Regions from separate parts of the Homo sapiens genome. Here region 1 is linked to region 2. A link is an interaction called in ENCODE POLR2A ChIA-PET data of the cell type or tissue named here. Cell type or tissue: B cell. All regions are shown on one strand. Each heading gives the region's core, and the rest is flanking DNA. Links, peaks and the distances in the headings are about the cores only. Region 1 overlaps KDM4C (lysine demethylase 4C). Region 2 has its middle 8.3 kb from the start of LINC02851.

The links. ChIA-PET counts read pairs that join two places held together with the same protein. Peaks named below come from ENCODE experiments on the same cell type or tissue, not always from the same donor. Only the 100,000 strongest peaks of a DNase experiment are listed, where the experiment ranks them.
Region 1: POLR2A ChIA-PET joins it to region 2 with 5 read pairs; 5 of 35 experiments call an interaction of 5 or more read pairs at or near these places.

The regions. Positions count from the first base shown.
Region 1 is chr9:6,814,163-6,818,567 of GRCh38, forward strand. It overlaps KDM4C (lysine demethylase 4C), which reads left to right. Exons shown (of 22, transcript NM_015061.6): 4 at 469-583. Among named protein-coding and RNA genes, the nearest start is that of KDM4C, 58 kb to the left of the region's middle. In B cell, for the core only: no CTCF peak of the experiment used is centred there; a DNase peak (open chromatin) is centred at 2,609; H3K27ac peaks cover 1,398 bases.
Region 2 is chr9:6,710,430-6,714,834 of GRCh38, forward strand. No RefSeq gene overlaps it. Among named protein-coding and RNA genes, the nearest start is that of LINC02851, 8.3 kb to the left of the region's middle. In B cell, for the core only: no CTCF peak of the experiment used is centred there; no DNase peak of the experiment used is centred there.

The sequences.
Region 1 (4,405 bases), core at 177-4,176, 100 kb after region 2:
TGCCATTAATATATTCAGCATTTACCAATATAATAACTGCAAAATATCTTATTTTAACTTTACTTTCTTGGATTTTTAGTGAGATTATTGTTTGTCAGTGTTTCTCTAAGTGTTATGTCATTTTTATATAAATATGTAAAATTTCTTAGCATAGTATAGTTGATTAAAGATTTTAAAAATACTTTAAAGCTGAAATAATGACTTTTAAACTGCTTTTCTGCTTCTATTGTTGTTTTCGTGAAAGTAGTTTTCTAATAAAATGTAAAGTAATATTGAGTATTCAGCAATCTTAAGACTATTCAGATAGCTATGTAAATCAGTTTGTATGTTTACTTGTTAGAATTGACAACATGCAGTATTTTCGTTTTGGTAGGATTTTGTTTTAGAAAGTGATTTAAATCAATTTGGTGGGAAAAACCCTAAAACTGACTTACTGGTTTGTACATTTTTGTCATCTACCTTTTACAGATATTGTACTCCAAGATACTTGGATTACGAAGATTTGGAGCGCAAGTACTGGAAGAACTTAACTTTTGTGGCACCTATCTATGGTGCAGATATTAATGGGAGCATATATGATGAGGTACATTCATATTTACAGTGAGTTTTGTAAAGATCATTGGATGTGACAGTTTTGTTACCATTTAAGCAGTTTAGAAGTGTTCTTTTGTTGTGCTTTTGGGTGATCCATAATTCCTCAAAGGACAACAGGAAATATTCATCAGTAGGATTTCTGCTGCTGGTATTTTTCAAACTGAAGCTAGATAATCGTACAAATACCTGAAATTGTTCAGTAGTAACATGGTATGTGGTTATCTGGCTGATCTTTTCATTACATTAAAACTTTTTAAAGCAAAAATACATTATAAAAATGTTTGGAAAACAGGAAATATGATGCATCATACTGACACCTTAAAGCAGAAGCAGTATTTTAGATATATTTTTCCAGTACTTTCCCTCAATCATTAAAAAAATGTTATATTTGAACAGGCTTATATTGTCCTTTTTTTCACAGACAAATTGTAATATATATATATATTTTTAAAAAGTACATGTTATTACAGTCTAGCCATTTTAATGGTGGCGTAATTCATTGGTTATATTCTAATTCTTTTTGCCTTTTCCTGATATTTTAAAACCCTAATTCTAAAAGTTCTTTGTCTTTTGAAACCTTCTATGCCCTCTCTCATTATTTTCTTTTTTAATTTATTATTTCTTGAAATATTTATTTCAAAACATACAGGGTCTCAGTATATTGCCCTGGCTGGTCTTGAACTCCTGAGCTCAAGAGATCTAACTGCCTCGGCCTCCTAAAGTGCTGGGATTAGAGGTGTGAACCACCAGGCCTGGCCCATTATTTTCTTTCGAAAAATTTCTTATCTACTGAAAGGTGGAACTAGTGCAATACACACCTGGATACCATTCACTTAGGTTCACTAGTACAGGTTAAGCATCCTTCATCCAGAAATCCAAAATCTAAATGCTCCAGTGAGCATTTCCTTTGAGCATGACCTTTGAGCATCGTGTTGAAACTCAGAAAGTTTGGGATTTTGGAGCATTTTGGAAGGGATGCTCAACCTGTAAGTATAATGCAAATACTCCAAAATGGGGAAAAATCTGACATCTGAAATACCTCTGGGCCCAAGCATTATGGGTAAGGGATACTTGATCTATAGTTAATATTTTGCCACATTTGCTTAATGTTTCTTTGTGTCTCTTTATCTCTGTTTCTATCTGTCTGTCTTTCTGTCTTTGATGTATGATGCAGGCATCACGATAGTTCACCCTGAATTATATAAGCATGTATCTTTTAATGACAAGAGAGTTTAACATTTATATAATATTATCTAGTGTATAGACCATATTCAAATTTTCCCAGTAATGTTATAACTGTCCCCCCGCCCTCCTTTAAGGATTCAGTCAAGGATTCCCCTTTGTAACTAATAAGTGATCTATGGGGTATACTCAAATATTAGCTGACTATCTGTCCCCAACAGCCTTTCATTCAGTGGATTTGGCATCTATGGCATTCATTCATAATCCTTGCCTTAATTCCATTATTATATTATTTTAAAACCTTTTTTATTTTGAAATATAAAACAAGCTAGAAAGTGCATAGAACATAAACCTAGAGCTTTATGAATTATTGTAAAGTGAACACCTGTGTACCATTTCTGACACTGAGGAAAACATTACCAGCACCGTAGAATTCCCTTACCTGCCCTATTACCTACTATAGGCTCCCCTTTTCCTCCAAAGGTAACTAGATCTTCTGACTTGAAGGTAATCATTTTCTTCTTTTGTTTAACAGTACAGCTCAGTGTGGCCTGTTTCTGAATTTTATATAACTAGAATCATTCAGTGTGCATTCTTTTATGTCTGGCTTCTTATACTTCATACCTTATACCTTCTTATATACCTTATATATACATGGTTAGCTTTAGAAGAAAACATTTTTTCCAGCTTACACTTCCTATAGCAATGTTTTCAAGTTTCCTTTGCCCCACATCCTCCCTAACACTCGATATTGTCATTTCTTTAATTTTAGCCACTCTGTTGGTGTGTGTAGTCGTATCTTTTGGTTTTAAGTTGCATTATGATTTTTTCCCCTTATGTTCACTGAATGTTTGGATTTCCCCTTTAGTGAAGTCTCTTATACACTTCTTTTTTGTCATGCTTTTCTTTTTCTTTTTTTTTTGGCTTAAGTTCCCTTTTCTGTGGTTTTAGTGATTCTTACTGGTTTATACTTCTTTATATATCCTGCGTATGAGGTAGTAGCACAATTTCAAATATGAATTTTTAATTGCTGAACACTTATTTCAAAGACGATTCTTATTTTTGAAGATATATGATATTGTAGAATTGTCATATTGGATGGAATGATGGCTATGTAATTTTCTTAATTTATCAATTAAAGATGCATATTGAAGGATATATGATTGAAATAACACGAGGGTTGGGATTTGTTTTTCAGTTACTTAAGAAAATAAAGTTGAATGGATATAGATGAAAGAAGATTGGCCCCTCCCCCTGCCCCCCCCCCCACTTTTTTTTTTTTTGAGACAGTCTTGTTCTGTCACCCAGGTTGGCATGCAATGGCATGATCACGGCTCACTGCAGCCTTGACCTCCTGGGTTCAAGCAGTCTTCCTGCCTCCACCTCCTATGTAGCTGGGACTACCTGCAGGCGCCACCATGCCTAGCTAATTTTTAAAATGTTTTTTGTAAAGACAGGGTCTTCCTATGTTGCCCACGCTGGTCTCAAACTCCTGGGCTCAAGCGATCCTCCCTCTTCAGCTTCCCAAAGTGTTGGGATTACAGGTGTGAGCCACTGTGCCCAGCCCAGCAAAATATTTATAATTGAAGCTAGTTGACAGACTGGTGTTTTAAATACGTATATGTTTGAAATAGTAAAAATAAAAGTTAAAAAAATAGCCTTTCCTCATTCTGCATCTGAATTTTTACTAGTATAAGTAATCTCTATGTTGAGAATGTATTGTTTATTAAAGTAGTATATGTACATGTAGGAAAATGGAAAAATACAGAAAAACGTGAAGAAGAGAATAAAAAATTGCTCATAAGGTTATCAAACAGGAATAACCTTTTTTTTTTTTTTTTTTTTTGAGACAGAGTCTCACTCTGTAGCCCAGGCTGGAGTGCAGTGGCGCTATCTTGGCTCACTGCAACCTGTGACTCCTTGGTTTAAGCTATTCTCCTGCCACAGCCTCCCAAGTAGCTGGGATTACAGGCACGTGACACCATGCCCAGCGAATTTTTGTATTTTTAGTAGAGACGGGGTTTCACCATCTTGGCCAGGTTGGTCTCAATCTCCTGACCTTGTGATCTGCCTACCTCAGCCTTCCAAAGTGCTGGGATTACAGGTGTGAGCCACCGCACCCTGCCCAGGAATATCCTTTTTATGATTTCCTTTTGGTCTTTCTGTTTTATGTGAGTGTATGTATATATGCATGCCTGTGATTGCATGCGTGTTCATGTTTACCACCAAAGAGTTGAGAAGGTTTTTACAGTTTTTTGACTTTTGAAACATTTCCAATATTGCTTTCCAGAAGGATCATTTCAGTTTCTTTTAGCACAAGCCACATCTAGACTACCAATTTCAAATCGTACCTTGTATTACATGGTGGATTTTTGTTCGTTTCAGTTTCAAGTGTATTGTTTGCTGATTTATTCTTTAGCAATAATAAATTTCTTATGAGCTAAATGTAAGTTTAGCTGTTGTGGGCAAGTCATTAGATGTTGCCCATAGGCAGGGGCAAGTTATGCACATGTGTGATAAAGGTGAGGGCTCAGAGAGAGGCCAAGAGCAGGTTCTAGTGCTTAGAGCAATTGTCTGGGAAGGGTGTGGCAGCAAGTAGGACATGTAGGAAATTGATGGTGAGGGATGT
Region 2 (4,405 bases), core at 208-4,207:
CAGTCTTGCTGTGCCACCCAGGCTGGAGTGCAGTGGCATAATCTCGGCTCACTACAACCTCTGACTCCTGGGTTCAAGCAATTCTCCTGTCTCAGCCTCCTGAGGAGCTGGGATTACAGGCGCCTGCCACCACACCTGGCTACTTTTTGTATTTTTAGTAGAGACAGGGTTTCACCATGTTGGCCAGGCTGGTCTCAAACTCCTGACCTCAGGTGATCCACTTGCCTCGGCCTCCCAAAGTGCTGGGATTACAGGCATGAGTCACAGCGCCCGGTCTTCTTTCATTCTTAAATTAAAAAGTGTACACATTTCAGGGCAGGAACGGTGGCTCATGCCTGTAATCCCAGCACTTTGGGAAGCCGAGGCAGGCGGATCGCTTGAGCTCAGGAGTTTGAGACAAGCCTGGTAACATGGCAAAAATCCTGTCTCTACTAAAAATACAAAAATTAGCCAGGCCTGGTGGTGCATGCCTGTAGTCCCAGATACTTGGGAAGCTGAGGTGGGAAGATTGCTTGAACCTGGGAGGTTGAGGCTGCAGTGAGCTGAGATGGTGACACTGCACTCCAGCCTGGGCAGACCTGTCCAGACCCTGTCTCACACACACATACACACTATATATATAGAGAGAGTATATTATAATAATATTATTATATAATAATATATATAATATTATATATTATATAATATATATAATTATATAATATTATATATTATTATATATTATAATATTATATATTATAATAATATTATATATTATAATATTATATATAATATTATATATTATATATAATATTATATATTATAATAATATTATGTATTATATATTATATATGATGATGTGTTGAATTGCAACAGTGATTCTTGAAGGCATAAGTTAAATGCATAGGTCCTTTAATTATATAAATGCACAATATTAATTCATGTAAGTATCACATCACATCAAAGGCTGATTTTTTCAAAATATGTCTTAGTTCCTTAATCACTCCCAACATTCCAATAAAAAGCAAGCAGAAAATCCACTCTGCTTTTGATCATAAAGTGAAGACACAGAGAAAATTAAAGCCATAATACAAGTTAGAGACTGATGTTTTATATCATGTGCCCCCACCATGCATTTGCACCAGTTTTTTGCTGACGATGAAATATGAAGCAAACAGGCACACACAGATAGTGAGTCAGCCCAAATTAATGTAAACTATCATGGTAATAACTACTTAAAATTCATTAGGAGACCACAAGAAGTACAGAGCGTGTTCAGAAACCCAACAGCCAGCCTCCAAAAATAAAGCGAAAGAGAAAATATACAGGTCATTTCTTCTCCAGAGAATCAAGGGAGATTAAAATATTTCAACTGGGCTGGGTACAGTGGCTCAAACCTGTAATTCCAGCACTTTGGGAGGCCAAAGCAGGTGGATCACTTGAGGTCAGGGGTTCAAGACCAGCCTGGCCAACTTGGTGACATCCCATCTCTACTAAAAATACAAAAAATTATCTGGGCATGGTGGCAGGCACCAGCTACTTGGGAGGCTGAGGCAGGAGAATCGCTTGAACCCGGGAGGCGGAGGTTGCAGTGAGCCACTGCACTCCAGCCTGGGCGACAGAGCAAGACTCTGTCTGAAAAAAAAAAAATAAGAAAATCAACTGAAGGTAGACTGTTAGAATTTGTCACCCTTCTGTAAAATTTTTACAAGTATTTGCATGCTAAGAAGACAACTTTCAGAGTTGGCTAACAACGGTTAATGAGCATCCGCCAGATACAAAGCCCTATTCCATGTCAGCTGGGGTTGGTATTTAGAAATCCAAGGTAAGCAGGAGGAGAGTCTGTGGCCATAGCATAGTTCAGTATAACTACTAGCACTTGTCTGATGCAAGTAATGTAACTAAATGTAAACAGTCATAAACAATAAGAATTTATTGGCTCATAAAAAGGCAAAATTATTGTCAATATAGAATCATTTTTCAAAATCAATGATAAGGCTGGGCACAGTGGTTCACGCCTGCAATCTCAGCACTTTGGGAGGCTGAGGCGGGTGAATCACGAGGTCAAGAGATCAAGACCATCCCGGGCCAACATGGTGAAACCCCCGTCTCTATTAAAAATACAAAATTTAGCCGGGCATGGTAGCGTGTGCCTGTATCTCAGCTACTTGGGAGGCTGAGGCAGGAAAATCGCTTGAACCAGAGAGACAGAGGTTGCAGTGAGCCGAGATCGTGCCACTGCACTCCAGCCTGGTGACAGAGCACGACTCTGTCTCAAAAAAAAAAAAAAAAAAAAAAAATCAGTGATTACTGTCATTCTATGTCTATATTTTCCAGAGTCCACTGGAGTTTAAAACATCAAAATTTGACTCTATAATTTGCTATATTGTTACTATTATGAGCAATTGAGAAACTCATTTTTTACTAGTAATTAGTGTCTCTGAGGTGATTTCAAAGGTAATCATCTACATAATTGTCTTTAAAAGGATACAGCTATTGTGCAAATGTGGTTTATTATCAGAACTGAATGAATTATTTCATCTGGCAAAAAAATGTTAATTACAATTGAAATTTAAAGGTAATTCTACTTCAGGGACATAAATATAGTCATCTGGGTCATAATTTAGTAAATTGCCTAATTGGCTTACTTCAATAGCCAAGACTGTGAAATAATTGCAATATAACATCTGTTTCATACAGTGTTTTACTGCTTTAAAAATGCTTCTACTTTTTTGTTGTTGTTTTTGTTTTGTTTTTTGTTTTTTGAGATGAAGTCTTACTCTGTAGCCCAGGCTGGAGTGCAATGGCGTGATCTTGGTTTAATGCAACCTCTGCCTCCCGGGTTCAAGCGATTCTCCTTCCTTGGCCTCCCAAGTAGCTAGGATTACAGGCGTGCGCCACTGCACCTGGCTAATTTTTCGTATTTTTAGTAAAGACAGGGTTTCACCATGTTGGTCAGGCTGGTCTTGAACTTCCAACCTCAGGTAATCCACCCACCCCAGCCTCCCAAAGTGCTAGGATTACAGGCGTGAACCACCGCGCCCAACCAAATGCTTCTACTTTTAAAAATCAATGTATTGATATTCATAACTCTTCAGGGAAGTCAACAGCACTGATGTAGAATCCTTATTTTTCAGGTGAAGAAACTTGAGACACAGCTCTATAGTACAGTTGTCTCTCAGTATACACAGACGATTGGTTATTGGTCTTATAACCATTACAGGACCCCCAAGTATAGCAAAATCCAAGCATACCCAAGTCCTGCAGCTGGCCCTGAGGAATAAGAGTATAGGAAAATTGGGCCCTCCCCATACAGGGTTTCACATCCCGTGAATACTGTATGTTCAATCTGCATTTGGTTGAAAAAAAGCAGTGTATAAGTCGACCCATGCAATTCAAACCCATGTCATTCAAGAGTCAACTGAGGCTAGGCTCGGTGGCTCACGCCTGTAATCCCAGCACTTTGGGAGGCCGAGGCGGGTGGATCACGTGAGGTCAGGAGTTTGAGACCAGACTGGCCAACACGATGAAACCCCATCTCTACTAAAAATACCAAAAAGTAGCAGGGTGTGGTGGTGCATGCCTGTAATCCCAGCTACTTGGGAGGCTGAGGCAGGAGAATTGCTTGAACCCAGGAGGCAGAGGTTGCAGTGAGCCGAGGTTGCGTCATTGCACTCCAGCCTGGACAATAAGAGCGAAACTCCGTCTCAAAAAAAATAAAAAAAATAAAAAAATAAGTCAAACAACTGGGTAAATAGTAGAGCTAGGTCTGAAGTATAGGCCTCCAGACTTCCAGTCCAGTTCTCCTTTGCACTAAGAGTACAGAAGACTACTTTAAAAAGCAGATCCTGCCCAGTGTGGTGGCGTGTGCCCTAGTCCCCAGCTACTCCAGGGAGGCTGAGGCCAAAGGATCTGAGCCTAGGACTTGGAGACCAGCTTGGGCAACATAGCCACCCCGCCTATTTAAAAAAAAAAAAAAATAGAGAGAGAAGCTGATACTGGCTCTGTGTGACTTTGAGCAAATTACTCAATCTCATAGTGATTGAGCAAATCACTCAATCTCATAGTGAGGCAGTTAGTTTATCTGTAATATGGGACTATTCACTGGGTAATAACTTCACTGAGGGTAATAGGTGCTAAAACCTGTGGAGCACTTAGAACAGTGCTGGACAAATACTAAATTCTGTATAAATGTTGGCAATTCTACACCACTTTAACTTCTGAGATGGAAGCCTTATATTGTATACCTTATTAGTAATATACTCAAGGACACATGTAGGGCATGTTTCAGTTTTGTGGATATTGAAATACAGGGAAAACCATATTTTTGACTCGCAATATTCCCATGTTTTCGGCTTCATTATATTCCCACAATGTCCTTCCAACCAAGTAAACATGTCAAAACTGTGCCAAGAATACTTCCCTG